Regions from separate parts of the Homo sapiens genome. Here all the other regions are linked to region 1. The links are chromatin loops, found by intact Hi-C in ENCODE. Cell type or tissue: ascending aorta. All regions are shown on one strand. Region 1 overlaps TBCE (tubulin folding cofactor E). Region 2 has its middle 23 kb from the start of SNORA14B. Region 3 has its middle 7.7 kb from the start of TARBP1. Region 4 overlaps ARID4B (AT-rich interaction domain 4B).

Region 1 (5,000 bases):
CCTCTCCAAACACAATTCTCCCTCTACTCCCAGAGGTAAACTTTTCTTTTTGCTTTTTAGCCAGAGTCTCGTTGTGTTGCCCAGGCTGGAGTGCAGTGGCACAATCTAGACTCACTGCAACCTCTCCCTCCCAGGTTCAGGTGATTCTCCTGCCTCAGCCTCCCCAGTAGCTGGGATTACAGGCGCTTGCTACCACACCTGGCTAATTTTTGTGTTTTTAGTAGAGACGGGGTTTCACCATGTTGGCCAGACTGGTCTCGAACTCCTGACCTCAAGTGATCCACCCACCTCCGCCTCCCAAAGTGCTGGGATTACAGGCGTGAGCCACCACGCCCGGCCCTCCCCAGGGCCTTATACTACATTTGGTGTTTATTTAATCTTAAGCATTTCTTAATATTTTTACCATATATTTCCATATCCCTAAACAATTACAGCATTTTTTAATATTCTGAAACTTGATATAAATGGTATTCTACTCCGCAGAGCCTTCTGCACCTGACTTTTTCCTCAACAGTCTATTGTTCAGTGGTGAGATTTCACTACGGTGACACATGGAGCTCCAGGACATTCATCTTCACACCTTACAGCGTTTGTTATATGAACAGACCACAAGGAATGTACATACTCTTCTGCTGACATTTAGATTGTTCCCAACCACGCAGAAGTACATGCTATGGAGTGCTTCTCGCACTCACATGTAAAAGCCTCCCTAAGGTACTTCCTAGAGAGCGCACCCAGCTTCAGCATGACCAGATACTTCCGGCAGCCATTTGTTAAGTGTAGAGAATCTTGTGCTTTCTATTCATGAAAAGAATCCGCATACATAATGTCTAAGAACACAGAATCTGGAACCAGACCACCTGGGTTCAAATCCCAATTCCACCATCTCCTTTGGCTTTGGAGAAGTGAATTAGCACCTCTGTGCCTCAGACTTCACATCTCTAAAAGGCCACGGTATATGCACAAGTTCACAGCAGCATTATTCCTGGTAGTCAAGAGGTGGAAGCAACCCAAGTGTCCATCAACAAATGAAAGGATAAACAAAACGTGGCACACATATACAATGCAATATTGTGCGAACTTAAAAAAAAGGAAGGAAATTCTGACATATGCCGCAATGTGGATGAACCTTGAGTGTATTATGCTAGGTGAAATAAGCCAGTCACAGAAGAACAAATACATGGCCGGGGGCAGTGGCTTATGCCTGTAATCCCAGCACTTTGGGAGGCCAAGGTGGGCGGATCACCTGGGGTCAGGAGTTCGAGACCAGCCTGGCCAACATGGTGAAACCCTGTCTCTACTAAAAAAAATAACAAAAATTAGCCTGGCATAGTGGGGGGCACCTGTAATCCCGACTACTCAGGAGGCTGAGACAGGGGAATCGCTTGAACCCGGGAGGGTGGAGGTTGCAGTGAGCCGAGATCACACCATTGCGCTCCAGCCTGGGTAACAAGAGTGAAACTCTGTCTCAAAACAAAAAACAAGAAACAACAACAAAAAAAAGAAAGAAAAACCAGGGTACAAAAGGCAGCAGCAGAATTCAAGGTTAGAGGGTCCCAAACTTTCTCAGGCCACACGGTCCTTAGGGTTTCAGTAATTTTTTTCATGGTACTTAGGCCAAAATAAATACCTCACAGTTCCAATTAAGTACGTAGTTAGGGCCAAACAACTTAATCATTACTTATGTCCTGTCAACTCAGTGTCTGCTGGGCACTGCCCAACTTCCCAAACCCTGGAATCAGACTGGACGCCACCAATTCCATTTCCAGTTCCACACTGATTTAAGAGATACTTGCTTTTTTATAAAACAAATATTTCTATTGATGCATGATAGATGTACATAAATACTTGTGTTTTATCGCGGCAATTGCCCAAAAGCCAGCTTTGTAGGCTTATGACATCATTGAAAAGAACTACAGGAATCTCATGAAACAGGCAACTACTTCAAACTGTAGTTTGCACTGTGTCCGACAGATGTCGCTCCTTCCCCCTAAAATTTAAAATAGCCTTCTTTGCCAGGTCAACTTGGCACTAAGCATGAGGACTCAGATCTCAGTCCAAGCATCACTCCAGAGCCAAAGCCATCTCCAAGAGAAACCATACATAATGGATTTTTTAATTTGTTTTTGATTCCTTTATTGAGTAAGTCTCTTCTTAGTGGTACGATCTCAAAGCTGGTCAGCTGGATTTTATTGATGAGATAAGACAATGGCTTAAAGTAGAGGTTTCAACTCCTAACTGACAGCTATCATTAATTGTAGGATCTCATTTGTTATTCACAACAGCACTTATATCTTAGGTTTTATGTTGTAACTGAGGAAACTGAGGCTTAGAAACAATAAGCAGCTATCTCTAACTTCTGTCAGAGCCAAAAGTGCCTTAGCTGGCGGCTGAACCCAGCCTAACTCCAACACTGGCTGCATTCCACCAAGCTGTCTCATAATTTCTGAATTGACTAATCTCCAGCCAACATATGAGATTACTCCAGAATCTCTAAAATTTTACCTTTTCAATCAAGAAAGACACTAGCTAATGATTAAATGCAATGATACTCAAGTAGTAGGGTCATTTACAGAAAAATTCATGAGTTACATAGCTGTTCATAAACTAGGGGACGAAAATCCATTTGCAATTTGTTAATATTCTCAGAAAGAGATTAACCAATTAAAAAAATGCTTCCTTTGGGTAAGAGATATGTAAATATTTGGGGTTTTTTTTTTTTGGTTTGTGTGTCATTTGAGACAAGGTCTCACTATGTCACCTAGGCTGGAGTGCAGTGGTGCAATCATGTCTCACTGCAGCCTTGACCTTCTGGGTTCAGGTGATCTTCCCACCTCAGCTTCCCAAATAGTTGGGACTATAGGCACGCACCACTACACCCAGCTAATTTTTGCATTTATTTATTTATTTTTTTTGTAGAGACAGGGTTTTGCCATGTTGCCCAGGCTATTTGTATTTTAAATGGGAAAAAATAAAGCAAAGAACTCTAACCCTATGAAGCATGTAGTTCTTTAAATCCAAGTAAATCAGTAGGGTAAACAGTAAAAACTGTTCATGATAGTTACGTCTTTTTTTTCTTTTTTTTTTTTTTTTTTGAGACAGAGTCTCATTCTGTCACCCAGGCTGGAGTGCAGCGGCATGATCTCGGCTCACTGCAACGTCCACCTCCCAGGTTCAAGCGATTCTCTTGCCTCAGCCTCCCAAGCAGCTGGGACTACAGGTGCGTACCACCACACCCAGCTAATTGTTTGTATTTTTAGTAGAGACAGGGTTTCACCATGTTGGCCAGGCTAGTCTCAAATTCCTGGCCTTAAGTGATCCAACTGCCTCGGCCTCCAAAAGTGCTAAGATGACAAGCATAAGCCACCGCACCCAGCCCGTTTACGATACTTATATCTAAGTGGTGGCATTAATCATGATACTTTTTTGTTCAATCTGTAATTTCTAAATTCTCAACAATAAAGGTATCTTGTTTTATAAAGAACAGTCCATTTGTTCCTTTTTCTAAAACTCTTGATTTATTCTGAGTTTTTTTTAATGGGGGCCATGTATGCTAAAGAGTAGATGTACCAAGAAATGTATTTATTTTCCACATTGTCCCCATGTGCACTTTTATTAATAACAACAATAACAAAAGATAGTAAAGAAATTTACTTTGGACAGAACTATAGCTTAATTCTTTTAGAGACTGAAAGAAAATATATTGCAGGCCTCCAAGTGGCCACAAATTTATCCTCACAGTGGCCACCAGGGGTCCTTACCCAGATGCCTCGTCCAAGTCACTCACCACAGTAGGAAGCTGCAAGGCCTGGCCAGTTCTTGTGCAGCCATGACTGGTTTTGTGTAAATACTATCTTTCTCTCTCTTTGATTCAAGCAGTTCACTGGAATGACTAGAAAGCCTCCTTGTACAAAGTCACAATATACAGTTTCAGAGAAAAGAGAATGTTCTTGTGCAGCAGTTTTAAAGGGCATTATTTTAAGGCCGGGTGCTTAATCCCTGTAATCCCCAGTGCTTTGGGAAGCCAAGGATCACTTGAGCCCAAGAGTTCAAGACCAGCCTGGGCAACATAGCAAGATCCTGTCTGTATAAAAATAAAAATACAATACAATACAATACAATAAAATGCATTAGAGCCCATATCCCAAAATTGTGATTGAGCAGATCTGGGATGGGACCAAGGATGCCGCATGTTCCACAGCTCCCCAGGTGATGAAGATGTGCAGCCCGAGGTGAGAACTACTCCCTACTATTAACAGACGGCACCAGCACGCTCCACGGCATAGGGAACAATTCAGACTGCTGTTTCCATTCCCAACTTACCATCATCACCATGAAATAGAAAAGAACCCAAACGTCAGCCTTGGTTACTTAGTCAACACGAGATAATATGATGTGAATAGTAATAATGGGCCAATAAATATTTCAATTGCAAACTGGATAAATCTACCAATCCTGTGCTAACATAAGAATTTTAATTTCCCTAAATAATTCTTGGATTCCTCAGATTTTGATTCCGTTTCTGTGGAACCATAAACCAGTTTAGGAGCAAAGTCATGAGCATCCATATACAGTCATGGGTATTTCAATTCTGAACCTTAATAAAACCATAAAAGTCAGCTCTGCCGTTATAAACTCCACTTACCTTTGCTGTTTCATAATAGAGTCAAAACCGATAGTCTCCACAGGTTTATTTCCAATTGTAACAATTTGCTCTTTTCTATCTTCCTCTGGTCCATCTTCTAACACATAGCGGTTCTTAATTGCAGTAAGAAAGTCTGTTCCAAAATTTACCTTGTTCGGACGAATAAAGGATCCTCCTGTCGGGTGCCTGGTAAAGAAGAGCAAATGAAACACAGAAAATATTACCCACCAAGAAAGGCCATAAATACAATTTTCTGAAGGTCTTCAAAAATTTCTACATGCTAAAAAATCAAAATTAGCATAAAAGAGAATATCACATACTAAAATAATATATAATCAGTATGATTGACCATAAA
Region 2 (5,000 bases), 310 kb after region 1:
ATTTAGCTTTCTGCATATTTCTTGATAGCCTCCTAACCTAACAACAAAATGCCAAAAAAAAGCAAACCTGGCAGCCATTGAAGAGCATTCATAAAGGTTTTTGTTTTGTTTTTTTGAGACAGTCTGCTCTGTCGCCCAGGCTGGAGTGCAGTGGCACAACCTTGGCTCACTGCAGCCTCCTCCTCCCGGGTTCAAGCGATTCTCCTGCTTCAGCCTCCCGAGTAGCTGGGATTACAGGTGTGCACCTCCATGCCTGGTTAATTTTTTGTGTGTTTTTAGTAGAGATGAGGTTTCACCATGTTGGACAGGCTGCTTTCAAACTAAAAAAAAAAAAAAAAAAAATTCTGAGATGGCCTTTTAGAAAAAACCCAAAAACATAATTAAGAGTCATTTTGAACCACCCTTTCATGGAAACTTGCCAAATACAGGGATGACTTAGGTGTCATTATAGTTCAACATTTAAGGGTGCTCTGTGGCCCCGTCTATACCCTGCTTTTCCCAAACCTTTTTAAAAGACAGGATTGTTTTGTTTCTTAGCTTTCCCTTGAGCTAGATGAACTACAGATCAGCAGTCCAGGTAGGCAGCTTATTCAGAACTTTGACGACTTGGAATTTAGTCTACTTTCACAGGTGACAGATTTTTAAAATTCACTTATATTCAGAAAAAGAGGCCAGGCACAGTGGCTCATGCCTTTAATCCCAGCACTTTGGGAGGCTAAAGTGGGCGGATCACCTGACGTCAGGAGTTTGAGACCAGCCTGTCCAACATGGTGAAACCCCGTCTCTACTAATAATACAAAAATTAGCTGGGCGTGGTGGTACATGCCTGTAATCCCAGTTACTTGGGAAGCTGAGGCAGGAGAACTGTTTGAACCTGGGAGTTGGAGGTTGCAGTGAGCCATTGCACTCCAGCCTGGGCGACAAGAGTGAAACTCTCTCCAACAAAACAATACAAAAAAAAAAAAAAAAAAAAAAAGGATGCTGGCTAAAATAACCATGTCTTTACCAAATGTTGGATGGCAGAAGACAAGACTTTCCAAATCTTTAGCTACTCAGATACTGTTAGACATTCTTAGCTCAATTTAAACACTGTCACTAAATAAAAAAATTTAGGAGTGACTAGTGTGAATAATAGCTATTGTGGCTTGAATTCTGACTCATTTGCTGACTGACTTTGGGTAATTAATTACTTGGTTATTTGATTACTTAGAGCTTTTTTATTTGGAGAGGGAGTTTTGCCCTGTCGCCCAGTCTGGAGTGCAGTGGTGCGATCTTGGCTCACTGCAACATCAGCCTCCCAGCTTCAAGCAATTCTCCTGTCTCAGCCTCCCGAGTGGCTGCGACTACAGGCATGTGCCACCATGTACAAATACATTTTTGTATTTTTAGTAGAGACAGGGTTTCACCATGTTGGTGAGGCTGGCTTTGAACTCACAACCTCAAGTGATCGGCCCTTCTTGGCCTCCCAAAGTGCTGGGATTACAGGCTTGAGCCACTGCGCCTGGCTTTTTTTTTTTTTTTTTTTTTTTTAACTGTTTTTCACTGCTGTATCCTCAGTACACAGAATGGTTTGTAACACGAGACAGACACCTCAGTAAAAGCCAGATGAGGGCTAGTATTAGTAAAACCTGTCAGACTGTTGCATTTGAAAAACGAAACAAAAACGTTGGTTCCAGGGCACTAACCACCATGAAATACAGTAAGTGTACATCTCGGTTATAGTTTACTCCCTACCCACAGCCTTCCTCTCCCACAGCGGAGAAACAATAGTGAATTAGTTTCTTTCTCAGAGAGACTTGAGGTATGTGATGAAAGACAAGTCCAAGAAACAGTGAAGCCAGCTTTGCAGACATCAGCCCTAGAACCAATGGTATTATTTCCCAGTGCAAATGATAATTACTCCGACCTACTCATCAAGACAAGAAAAAGCATCTCTGATCAATTTTCAAAAGAGGCTGGGTTGGTGTAATTATAGTTAATAATACCCATCTACGGAGCTGTTGCCCCTGACACACACACCCTTGAGTTGTCAGCCTCAGACTTCCATTTCTAGCACCTGTAAGCTGGTCAAGTTGTGTGCACTGTAATGTGTCACCATGAAACGAAAGAGAAGTACCAGGTGAGCTCTCTCTCTCTCTGTGTATATACGTGTGTGTGTGTGTGTGTGTGTGTGTGTGTGTGTGTGTGTGTGTGTGTACGCCTTGCCTGAAAATGATTTAAAGCTACTAACCGGGCCCCATGGAAATTCAGTCTCATTGCATAGGGCTCCAGGCAACTGAGTTACTGGACACTACACCAGGTCTTGGGTTTTTTGAGATAAAAAATCAGCAAAGTATGTGTAAAGTAACATTTCTTACAAAAATAGATTTCTCTCTTCTCTCAACATGGCATCAGTTTTTTCAATATATTGGCAAAGTGGATCCATCCACGGTTCTGGGTCCTGGCTGTGCGTCCGATCGCCTTTGTCAGCTGGGGGAAGACTCAGGGTGACTTGAGCCAGGAGGACCGCGGAGTGGACAGCCGGTACCGCGCGCTCCCCTTTCCCTTGTTCTAAACTGGGCTGGAGAAGTTCATAGGATTTGCTCCGTCTGTACCGCGTGCGCTGTGAGCGTTTTCATCAGGGCAGCAGCAGACGCGAAGGAGCGCGCTGGCGCCCTCTGGCGGCGATCCTAGGGTGCGTCCGCGCCGTGCCTACCCCCCGGCCTCCGGGAGCCTCGAGCCCCAGCGCGACTGTGATTCTGCCAATTACAGCGATCATCATAGCGAAATGAAAATGCTCCGATTATTTGTTTATAAATAAAACCGTTCCTCCTGGAAAATGTGCCAGGATGACATTTTGTGAAGTCCTGTTTCCAGTCTTCGTGAATTAAAATTCTAGATGGGAAACTACCAGACAGGAGAAGATAATTGAAAAGGATAGTTGAAAGGACTTCTGACTTGTCCAAGAAGAGACGCAATTCCAGGTTAATCTTCAGAGTGAGTCAAAGCAACGTAAGTATGATCTTTTTCTACGAAAGGCAAAGAATAAAATGTGGCAGAGGGTTTCTACAACTCCTTACCTTCCCAGTTCTGTAGAATCACCCTACAAAAATAGAGGGGCAGCTGTGGGGTGGCGGAACGAACACGGTTTTTAGAAGCAGGGGCTTGGGTTTGAGTTCTAAATGTGCAGCGTACTGGGGCACTTAACTTCTCTGAGGCTTAGGTGCCTCATTTCCAAAGGGCATGAGAATATCTTCTTTTTTTTTTTTTTTCCTTTTTTTGAGACGGAATCTCGCTCTGTCGCCCAGGCTGGAGTGCAGTGGCGCGATCTCGGCTCACTGCAGCCTCCGCCTCCTGGGTTCCAGGGATTCTTGTGTCTCAGCCTCCCAAGTAGTTGGGACTACAGGCACGAGCCACCACGCCCAGCTAATTTTTGTATTTCTAGTAGAGACTGGGTTTCACCTGGGGTGGGGGGAGGGGGGAGGGATAGCATAGGAGATATACCTAATGTAAATGACGAGTTAATGGGTGCAGCACACCAACACGGCACATGTATACATATGTAACAAACCTGCACGTTGTGCACATGTACCCTAGAACTTAAAGTATAATTAAAAAAAAAAAAAAGGCACACCTGAAATGCCAGCTGCTCCTCTGAGACAGGCGGCTCCCTCAGCCAGCTCAGCTGTTCTAGCAAAAAGGCGTTTGATTCTGGGCCAAGCCCAGAATAGGGATTGTCTCCTCATACTATGCCTCTGGCTTCCTGGAGTACAGATTTATGGCTTCTGAATGTGGGAGGAGAAAAAAAAATCCTTAAATCTAAGTCAAAAGCCTGCTAGAACTACTCTCTACAGCTAAACAGAAATGAGCTACAAACTCCTGTCGTGCGGCTTAAATGGAGAAACTTGTGAAGGGATCTGGTTTTGGGTTACTGACATGCTTGAAGGTGCTCATGAGTGGTGGTTTTCCTGTCTTCAAAGTAAATTTTAGGAACAATAAGTTCACTTTGATCATTATCTCTAGGTTATGGGGTTATGGATGGATTTTTTTTTTTTTTTTTTTTGAGATGGAGTCTCACCCTGTCGCCCAGGCTGGAGTGCAGTGGCGTGATCTCAGCTCACTGCAACCTCTGCCTCCCAGGTTCAAGTGATTCTCCTGCCTCAGCCTCCCCAGTAGCTGGGACTACAGGTGCCTGCCACCACGCCTGGCTAATTTTTGTATTTAGTAGAGACGAGGTTTCACCATATTGGCCAGGCTGGTCTCAAACTCCTGACCTCAGGTGATCCGCCCATCTCAGCCTACCAAAGTGCTGGGATTACAGGCATGAGCCACAGCGCCCAGCCAATTTTTGTATTTTTAGGAGAGACGGGGTTTCACCATATTGCCCAGGCTGGTCTCGAATTCCTGACCTTGTGATCTGCCTGCCTTGGCCTCCCAAAGTGCTGGGATTACAGGCATGAACCACTGAGCCCGGCCGGATTTTTCTTACTTATACTTTCCTGTATTTTTTACATATTTGGCCATAACCACGTACCCTTCATAGAGTAAGAGAAAGCAAAGTAAGGTGTTTTGTCCATGCTTATAGACCCAGGCAAACTGAAGCAGAAGGGGACTTTGTTGTTTGACAGCAGGGTGGGCTTCAGGTACAGCTGGATCTGGTTTCTTTCTCTCTCTTCATCCTTCAGGTCTCACCTCTTGATTGGGCTGTAGTTTTGGGCAGATGCTTCCCTCCTGGTCCCAATACAGCTGTGGTAGCTTCAGACTCATGTCCTTCCAATTTCAAGTCTAGTGGCAACAATTTCTATCCTGTGATTCCTGACAAACTGTTCTTTGCGTCTCTTTGGCTCCAGTTGGCTCATAGATCTGCCTAAAATTGAAGCACTGTGGCAAGGCAGCTGGCAGAACTGCTTGACTCACACCCATCTCACATGCGTCACTCCTGAGATGGAGTTGGAACCCTCTGTCCCAAGCACACGGGCTAAGAGTAGGAGAAGGATAGTTTCCTGGAGGGAATTTGGTGT
Region 3 (5,000 bases), 930 kb after region 1:
GAATTCCCAGTATTCCAGGAAAAGCTATTAGTACCTCCGTAGCTCCTGCTATTGGTGATGATTTGATTGGCCTGATATGTCCAAGTCTCTGGCTAAATGGAGCAGGTAAAACGTGCTTGGAAGCGCTTTCTCTAGACTTCAATCGCTTATCAGTGGGCTAGCAAAATAAAGACAGCCGGTAATGGATTTCACCTCCTTCTTTATTGCAAATGCAGCTATTAAAGGCCCCTCTGGCGTGCTCACACTGGCGAGAACTCCCTGGGCTTTGACTTCTCCCCGCAGTGATGTGCGGCCTTCTATGGCATCACAATTCATCATTTAACAGGAATCCTTGTGTGACTGAATCTATTGCCATCTCTTTCCTCTGTCAGAAGCAGAAGAGTGAGCGATTCTGACAGTGGCAGAGAGCCTGAGAATTCTGATTTTGCCTCAGAAGCAGGCTGGATGGGCAGGCTTAATCCTGCATTCTCTGCCTGCCAAACCCTTATGGATTTGACTGAAGACTAAAGAAGCCAGACCCAGGACCAGAAGGAGCCTCCATGGATTACCTTACAGATACTGACACGGTGCAGCCCACTTAAGCATAGGCTTTTTTTTGGTTTGTTTGCAGAAAAGCAAAAAAAAAAAAAGGAAATGAAAGTAGCTAGTAGCAGAAATAAGAACTTTTTTTTTCTTTTTAAAATGCTTTTAGATTGTGTTTAAAAGACAAACTGATGGGAAATTTGGTGACTCCAATTGTTCATAGCAGTTTTACTGGAGTCTCAGGCGACACACACAGAAGCAGTCAGTATGATATGAACATGGTCTTGGAGACACCATGAGATTGGGCGGGCCACCCTTTCCTCCCTTTGGTTAGTCCAGTGAACCTCTAAGTAGTCCGTGCTTCTCTTTATGTCCATCAGCCAAAGAGCAAGGCCGACCAAGCCAAGGTGAGACAGTATCTATATATAATGGAATGATTTGCTGAATGTTGAAAGGATGGCTTATCCCAATACTTAACTATTTTCCCTCCTTTCCTTGGCAATTTATTATGCATATCTGCCATGTGAGTGGGGAACGTATGAGTAAGACCAGCAGTTCTCAATCCACTTGTGGAACCTTAAAAAAATGTATAGATGATTGTGCCCTGTACTCAGAGTTTCTAGATGAATTGGTCTGGGGTGAGGCCCAGGCATTCAGTATGAACATGTGTCTCCCAGTGATTAAAGATTTCTGGTGATTCTACTTGTTGGTTTCTGTTTCTTTATAGGTCTAAACGATCAAGTCTGGGCAACAGTGAATGTCAGTTTCAAGGCAGAAATGATGGTGGCAATCCGTTAGGAAGAGGCCCCTAACCCTGGAAAGCGGGAGGTGGTCAAAACTAATGGAGCTAGCAGGACTAAATGATAAGCAACTGGGTGGGAGTCCTGTACCAGAGAGAAATATAGAAAACTCAACAAGGGAAGCTTGAACAAACAGGGACTTATTTTTCTCATATTATAGACTATCAAGAAATAGATATTTGCTAGCATTGGTTGAATGGCTTCAAGGAACCCAGGTTCCCTCTGCGTTTTCTCCCCTGCGACTTTTCTTGTGGTGTTTGTCATCTCGTGCTTGTTCTCTCATGGGTTCAAGTTGGCAGCTATAGGTCCAGAGAGCACTCTGTGATCAGGCAGGAAGGAACAGAGGAGAACTGTGGCAACAATGGTTTCTTTCCTTTTATCAGAAGCAAAAGCTTTCCCAGACACATCCCTAGCAGACTGCTGCTTATGTCTCATTGTCCAAGACTAGGACACAGAGAGCACCCATTGCCCGACTTGTAATGATGGTTGGAGAAGCAGGGAACAGGCTTGTCCTGTTTGCTGCCTAAACATAAGCCATTGGCCAAGGGCCAGTATGTTGCCATCCTGAGAAAAATGAGGGTTTGACAGCGAGGGAGAAGGGAGGATGGTTGTGGGGTTAATAATGAATGGTGTCTGCCACAGATCCTCACTGGGAATTTGAGTTTTCTAGATATCGCACTTAACATAAACGTGTTAATGATTCTGCAGCTGCATTTTTCCACGGAGGTTCTCTGAGGGCTTTCGGGGGAACATCAGAAGGCAAAAATTTCAGACAGAGCCTATCAAGAATCTCCTTCCCTTTCTTAGAGCCTTAGACGTAAACAGCTGAAAGCTATAGCTGAAGTCTTGCTATGTAATTGCTATTTCCTTTCTTTTTATACTTGTTTTCCACTTTGCAACTATGAACATTTAGTTGAAAGGATGGAAAAAGCACACTGCGCTGACAACAGCACCATCTAATGTCCAGAGAAATGTCAGCTTCTGAACAGATGCTAGTTTTTGGTTATGCAACTGCCTGTGCATTCTGGACCATGAACGCATGCAAGATTTGTGCATTTAAGAAGCATCTTTTCAGTGGGGTTGGAGCTCTGTGTACCTCTCTCAGGTCAACATTGTTATCATTCATTACGTAGTCCTATAGCCCTCACAGTGCCATGGCGCCCTTGCCCAGTGCTTCCCTCATGGTATTACAAAAGACTGTTAAGCACCTGCAGTGTGTGCCTTGAAAATCCCAAACAGTGAGTCCATGCAAATGCTCTTTTTCTTTTTTGTAGAGACAGGGTCTCACTCTGTTACCCAGGCTGGAATGCAGTGGTGTAATCACAGCTCACTGCAGCCTCAATCTCCTGGGCTCAAGTGATCCTTTTGCCTCAGGCTCCCAAGTAGCTGGGACTACGGGCACATACCACCACACCCAGCTTTCTTTTTTTGGGGTAGAGACAGGGTCTCCCTATGTTGCCCAGGCTGGCCTCAAATTCCTGGCCTCAAGGGATCTTCCTGCTTCTGCCTCACAGTGCTGGGATTACAGGCAAGAGCCACCATGGCTGGCCCCATGCAAACACTCGTGAAGGAAGGAGACATTTGAAAGAACATTTATCTGGATCAGCTTCCCTGACTTATGCTTTCTATTTCCCTTTTACTCTTGCTCCTTTCTCCATTACCCTTACTAAGAAGGAAGCAGTGTCCATTTCAAGTTGGGAAAGTGAGAAGAGTCAGAATTAAAGTCAGAGATGCAGCAGAGCAATCACATCTATAGGTGCACCATTTCAGATCAGAAGGAAATAAAAAGCCATTTTTAGACACCTTATGGTGAGTTTTAAAATATAAGGTGTAGTCAATAACACCTCTACATTCTAAGTTTGTTGGAACCAGTGTAGTCAGAGCTGTGGGATGCAGAGGTGGAGGAGGGATCTCAGGGCAGAAAATGACTTCTCGGAGGCCCCTGCTGGACGTTCCCATCCAGGATGACAAAAGCACAGGCTTCTTTTTTATTTGATTTGATTTGATTTGATTTTTATTTTTGAGACGGAGTTTTGCTCTTGTTGCCCAGGCTGAAGTGCAATGGCGCGATCTTGGCTCCCTGCAACCTCCGCCTCCTGGGTTCAAGCGAGTCTCCTGTCTCAGCCTCCCGAGTAGCTGGGATTACAGGTGCATGCCACCATGAACGGCTAATTTTTGTATTTTTAGTAGAGACGGGGTTTCATTATATTGGTCAGGCTGATCTCGAACTCCTGACCTCAGGTGATCCGCATGCCTCGGCCTCACAAAGTGCTGGGATTACAGGCATGAGCCACCGTGCCCAGAGCACAGGCCTCTTTTTAAAAACTGTACATATTTGTTGCCCGAGGAAACAGAGGATGCGGCTGACTTTGGGTGTACGGCAGCAGTCCTCAACCTTTTTGGCACCAGGGACCAGGTTTCGTGGAAGACAATTTTTCCATGGAGCCGGGAAGGTGGGGGTGGCTGCTGATTTGATAGGAGGCGGAGCTCAGGTGGTAAGACAATCTAAGGCCGCTGCTGATTTGATAGGAGGCGGAGCTCAGGTGATAATGCCCACTCGCCTGCAGCTCACCTTCTCCTGTGCAGCCTGGTTCCTAACAGGTCACGGAGGGGTAGCGGTTCATGGCCCAGGGGTTAGGGACCCCTGGTGTAAGGGATACGTGAGCTAGACTGAAGTAACTAAACTCTACTACTTTAAAGGGAGGAAAACTCAGACACTCATCCATAGTACACCTGCTTTTGATGTTAAAATAACAGTCACGACCCTAATTCATCTATGGATGAAGCAGGAAAATTGCAAGGAATGAGGAAAGAAAACTATTCTAAATCCTATTCACATATGGCTTCCAATGCAACTATTCATCTCCATGAGGATGCGGAGGGGTAGCTGGCTGTTCACACGCTGGATCGCCTCTGTGTATCAAAGCTGCGTATTGTTTCATGTTGAACCAGGCCACAACGATTTCAGCTTGCAAATGTTCATGTTTCAAGGGTAATTATGTCACTAGAAATTTTCCAGCTGATTAACTTAGAATTCTATCACTATAAAATGCTGAATTTTTATTCATCCAGGTTAAGTACTTATTGAGTAACTAACATGCTTCTGGTAATAATGTTGATATTTAGTATACAAATGAATTAAAACCAAATCCCAATTTTTTTGCGGGGGGGGGGTATTTTTTTTTTTTTTTTTTTTTTGAGATGGAGTCTCACTCTGTCGCCCAGGCTGGAGTGCAGTGGGGTAATCTCAGCTCACTGCAACCTCCGCCTCCAGGTCCAAGGGATTCTCCTGCCTCAGCCTCCAGAGTAGCTGGGACTACAGGCGCATGCCACCATGCCTGGCTAAGTTTTTGTACTTTTAGTAGAGATGGGGTTTCACCATGTTGGGCAGGCTGGTCTCGAACTCTTGACCTCAAATGATCCACCCACCTCAGCTTCCCAAAGTGCTGGGATTACAAGCATGAGCCACCGCGCCCAGCCAAAATCCCAGTTCTTAAGGGGCACATAAGTAGTTGCAGAAACTACACCTCCATCCATTCATACAACCATAATTTACTGAGTACCTACTATGTGCTAGACATCTATGATCTAGAATTTCTACAGGCAGTACACTGGACGTGGCAATTGTATATTTTTCTTTCTGGATGTTTTGGAGGTATTGCAGAAAATACCACAGCC
Region 4 (5,000 bases), 160 kb after region 1:
TTTCCCCAATCTTACCTATTTTTAAGTTTATAGTTCAGTAATGTTAAGGATATTCATGTTGTTTTATAATAGAAATGTCTTTTAACTGTGTATATATATATATAGAGAGAGAGAGAGAGAGATATATATCTATCTATCTATCTATCTATCTATCTATCTATCTATCTATCTAGCTCCCAGCAGGAAACAAAGTAGTAGTGTATTTTATAATAGTTGATGTGCTAGTTTATTTTTTCTTACTGATGAGGTTTCCAGTTTTCTTACTATTACAATAAATGCTGGATTGAATGTCTTTTTTACCTAATTAGGTACTTAATTAGGATACCTACTGTATCCTAGTATTTCTTTAGTGTACATACTGAGAAATAGAGGTTGAAGAAAAATATACTCCAAAAACTTTAGTAGTTAATGAAAACTGCCTTCCTAAAAGACACTGTCTGTTTTCTCAATCCTTGTCAGATTTTATGTCATTTAAAAAAATTTTTTGCTAATTTGGACATAAAGTAGTATCTCAGTTTTGTTTCAGTATGCCCTTCCCATGATTACTAGTGAGATTGAACATCTTTTCATATGTTTATTGAAAGGAACATAATTTCATTTGTGTTTTCTCCGTTTTGAGTTGCTGGCTCTTTTATTCTTTCCCTTTTTCTCTTGAGATGATTTATCTTTTTCTTATTAGTTTTGGTATATGTGTTCTTTATATATTTTGGATATTAACTGTTTACTACTTCAGTTATAAATATATTTCTCCTGTTGCTTTATTCTTGTCTCTGCTTTTAATTTTCATGTAGTCAGTTTTTGTATGGTCACCTTTTATTTTGTAATTTTAGTTTTGAATCTTAAAGCCTTCCATCAGTGTTATAAATCTATTTTCTAATGTATTCTTCAAATTTTTTATACTTTTTAAATTTATTTTTATTTTTGTTTTACAAACAGATTTTTATTTCACCTACAGTAGTATGTATTTTTTCCAACATTCTAAAATAATGATTAAAAAGTATTTGTCCTAGATTGGTAGCCATTTATTCCAGTATTATTTATTAAAGGTAACAATTCTTACCATTTAATGACCTCAGAGATGAAAGTAAACACCTAGTAAAATGTCTTTCGTGATTTCAGAGTTTGATAGAACTTTCAGATAGAATAGGTGAGTTTTGTTTATACTTCTTTGGTGTGAGAATAAAACCTGGTGAAAATAGAGGGAAAATTATTTGATTTTGAGACATAAGGAAATATTTGACTTTATGTAAGTGAGAAGACTGTGAGCAATTCTATGTAGGAAGTCTAGATGGTGATTGGTTGTAATAGTCTACTAAATGTGACACTTATGTTGTATATTTTAGTTACATCATTTAAAGATGTACTGAAAATTATTTATCCAGTTTCACATAATGTAACTTGTTATGTAACGTATAAGAATCTAATTTTAGTTCAGCCAGTAAGGAAAGGGTATTGGCTTTCTTTTAACCATTAATCATTTCTCAATAAACGTGAGATCCTGTTGAGCATCAGAAAAAGAAAAGGAAAGAAGAGTATCTAATTTTAGTAGGTAGGCAGAAAATGTAATTTCTAAAATAGAGATCTGGTAACATTATTTAAAACAGAGTTACTGTCTTCCCATGATTTCTAAGGAATGTAGCATATCCCTAAATTATTTATGTATATCACAGATTTATGCATATAATACAAATAGTCATACATTCCATATCTGTTAACTTATGGTGGTTTTGCTGGGGTGCTTTAAGTACTTTATTTTTATTAAAATTTTTCCCCTACTTTATTGAGATATAATTGACAAAATCATATAAATGTATATGTAACATGATGATTTGATAGGCAAATATATTGTGAAGTAATTACTGCAGCCAAGTTGCTTAACACTTCCATCACCTTTTAATAGACATTTTAGTATTTTAAGTCGCTAGTTTTCAACTGGGATGAATTTACCCCCAGGGAACATTTGGCAATGCCTGGAGCTGGAGACATTTTAGGTTGTCACAGCTGGGAAGGGGGTGCTACTGACATCTAGTGGGTAGAGGCCAGGAGTGCTGCTAAATATCCTGCAGTGCACAGGACAAGCCTGCCACAACAGAGAATTTTCTGGTGCAGTATGTCACTAGTGACAGTGCTAAGGGTGAGAAACCCTACTTTAAATAATGAAAATACAGTTATTTTTTTAAAGGGGCAGTCTGATTGCATATACTTGTAATCTTTCTTAGGTAAATCTGTCAATATCTGTCAGTAGGAAAACTTGTCATTTCTTTACCATTTTGAGAAGAGTTAATTAGCATTTAAATGTTTTCCTCTTGAAATACCAACTTCTTATTTTTATTTGGTATATCCTGTTTTATACAAGATGTTTTCATTTCATATATGTTGTTTCTTTTTCACTAGAAATTGGAAAAGTTACTTTAATAACTCTATATTTGAAGTTACTCACTAGAAAACATAAAATGTGAATTGAATTCCAAATGTAGTCTTAAATAGTAGATCTGTTTGCACTCAGAAAATTGTAATACATGTCATCTCTTTGATCTTTGAAAAAATCCTTCAGTAGCTTCCATTTTTACCCCCTCTCATAGTTTTTGATGACGGAGATGAGAAGACACTGAGACGATCTTCACTGTGCCTGAAAGGAGAGAGGCATTTTGCTGAAAGTGAAGTAAGTCATCATTTAACAAATGAACATGTCTTAATATTTTTTATTGGGAGGAATAAATTTTTGCTTTCTCAACTCAGTAAACCTACTTCCTAATCAGGAAAGTTCATTAATACACAATACCCTTATGATGTAATCTGTGAAGCCTGTTTAAGGCCCTGTGTTTGAGCACCAGGTTCTGTCTTCTTTTTTGTCTATGTAAAGTGTTTCAGTATTTGTCCACAGAGAAAATACAATGGGCTTTAATTATTATCTTTAGGCAGTTTTTAAACAGACTTAAAATTTGTAAATAACTAGAAAACAGATTTCTGATTTGTAATCTACTTGATCCTTGTCGTAGTTAAAGGATGTGTAGATACAACAGTCTTTAACTACTGCTACTGCTATTAGCTGATATTATTATGCCCTTTCCTCTTGCCTGACTGCCCTTCCTAAAATTGTCCCTTCCATTCCTTATCATCCTTTCAGATTGATTTAGGTCTTATTCCCTAACATCAAAATATGAGTACATAATTATTTATTGTCTGCCTTCCTCACTAGAATGTGTCACACGGTCAGAGACTTTGTATATCTTCTTCATGGCTTTGTTCCTAGTTGCTGTAACAGTGCCTGATGCAGAGTATGAACTTCATAAGTGTTAGTTGGATGAATAGATGAGGTGCTTATAATTGCCAGGGATTTTGCTAAGTGCTTTACATACATTATTGTATTTGCAACATTATGAGGTAGTTACTATTATTATCCCCAACTTTCAGATTAGGAAATGGATAGCTAGAGCTGGTTTTCTAACCAGCACTTTCTAGCACCAAAGCCATATCCTTAAATTGAAAGATGTTACTAAGAGCAGAGGGTTCACAAAGTTTTGTAACTAACTCGCTTGCAATTCAGAATTTAAAAGGTAGATGTTGCTCTAAATGGTGTTACGTTCTCTAATCCAGTCTACAGATATTCATTGATACACAGTGTGGCCGAGCTATTTCTTTTCTCTACTCACTATTTGGAATAGTGTTTCTTTGGGGATATTTTAATATTACTAATTAATATTACTTATTTGTTATTATTTATTACTTTAATATTACTTTAATATTACTTATTTAGTAGTGTTATTACTTAAACACTATTTGGAATAGTGTTTCTTTGGGGATATTTTAATATTACTTATTAACCTATTAGACTTTATGTTTTTGTTTTGAAAAATTTTTGCTTCTCTTAATGATTGAATTCCCACTTAAATTTAGAATTTGGACAGGTTCTCTGTATTATAATTCCAGCCTATCCCTTTAGTCTCATATTCAACCACTTCCCTGTACTTCTGCCTTATTAGACTGCTTGGTATTTTCAGACTATGGTCCATACTTTCCTTTATTGACTCCTTTCCTCTTGTTGGAATCTCACTTATGTTGAAGGCCATTATAAATGCTTCCTCCTCTATGTCTTTCGTGAGCTCTCTACCCAAATTGGTCGTTTTGCACTTCTCTTGCTTATTCTTGTTTTAGGACCTTTTTTTTTTTTTAACTTTTCTCATTTTTGCTGTAAGATTTTAAGCTGTTTTAGGGGAATATCCTTTCTTTCCTCACTTGATAGGCCCCCCTTTTCCTAGCAATTTCTACACAAAAGCCTTCAATAAATATGTGTGGAATAAACTGAAGGTTTACATACAATAAATACAGACAGCTTTGGGGCAAGTATAGTGATAAAGTACAGAATTCTCCCTGAGTTCGTGGAATTATTTTAATTTCATTTCCGTACAGTCAGTGAGTATGAGGACTTGAAGACATGGTTTTTCTCCTGTTAAGTGAAGGTCTGCATTTTATTTTTTTAGTCTAGAGAAATAGCCAAAATATTATTTTTTTTAACCAGGAGAATTTTCAGTTGGAATGGTTCATAAGACAGTTGTAAGTTAAATGCTGAAGGTAATATGAACAAGTGGCTATGTATCCTTCATATCTTCAAGGAGGTTCAGTTTTAGTGTGTCTGTGCAGGTGTGTACTTCTAATTTATGTTTTGCTAGAAGGAAATTAGAATACTGGTGTGTGATTCTTCAATTCCCTTCCCATGTGCCCGGAGCTGTGTAGTGCTAGGTACCGGGACAAAGGTTAAGCCAACCCATGTAAACATGGAACTTATCTTTGGGTACTTACTCCCTGTTGGAGGAGAAAAAGCATTAATCAAACCAAGCCATGTAAACATGGAACTTATCCTTGGATACTTACTCTCCGTTGGAGGAGAAAAAGCATTAATCAAACAATCAAACATATTTTAAAATTTGAGTATATTAAGCCCTGTGAAGATGTGGTCCAGAGTGCACCCAATAGGGGAATTTAATCTACCATCTGTATGT

The links. A loop is a pair of places that touch in the nucleus more often than their neighbours do. Peaks named below come from ENCODE experiments on the same cell type or tissue, not always from the same donor. Only the 100,000 strongest peaks of a DNase experiment are listed, where the experiment ranks them.
Region 2: it touches region 1 in a loop (5-fold over the local background); 73 of 110 quality-filtered maps call a loop at or near these places.
Region 3: it touches region 1 in a loop (4-fold over the local background); 41 of 110 quality-filtered maps call a loop at or near these places.
Region 4: it touches region 1 in a loop (8-fold over the local background); 100 of 110 quality-filtered maps call a loop at or near these places.

Annotation. Positions count from the first base shown.
Region 1 is chr1:235,414,264-235,419,263 of GRCh38, reverse strand. TBCE (tubulin folding cofactor E) reads right to left here. Exons shown (of 17, transcript NM_003193.5): 4 at 4,646-4,831. Among named protein-coding and RNA genes, the nearest start is that of TBCE, 49 kb to the right of the region's middle. In ascending aorta, CTCF peaks have their summits at 1,971 and 3,763 (motif pointing right); DNase peaks (open chromatin) are centred at 1,973 and 3,763; H3K27ac peaks cover 309 bases.
Region 2 is chr1:235,102,021-235,107,020 of GRCh38, reverse strand. No RefSeq gene overlaps it. Among named protein-coding and RNA genes, the nearest start is that of SNORA14B, 23 kb to the left of the region's middle. RefSeq lists an enhancer at 1,812-1,951 and a silencer at 2,572-2,741. In ascending aorta, a CTCF peak has its summit at 2,673 (motif pointing left); a DNase peak (open chromatin) is centred at 2,620; H3K4me3 peaks cover 584 bases.
Region 3 is chr1:234,484,419-234,489,418 of GRCh38, reverse strand. No RefSeq gene overlaps it. Among named protein-coding and RNA genes, the nearest start is that of TARBP1, 7.7 kb to the right of the region's middle. RefSeq lists an enhancer at 797-856 and a silencer at 2,280-2,369. In ascending aorta, a CTCF peak has its summit at 2,283; a DNase peak (open chromatin) is centred at 2,296; H3K4me3 peaks cover 541 bases.
Region 4 is chr1:235,250,392-235,255,391 of GRCh38, reverse strand. ARID4B (AT-rich interaction domain 4B) reads left to right here. Exons shown (of 24, transcript NM_016374.6): 6 at 2,583-2,662. Among named protein-coding and RNA genes, the nearest start is that of MIR4753, 63 kb to the right of the region's middle. RefSeq lists an enhancer at 1,824-2,118. In ascending aorta, a CTCF peak has its summit at 2,031 (motif pointing left); a DNase peak (open chromatin) is centred at 2,021.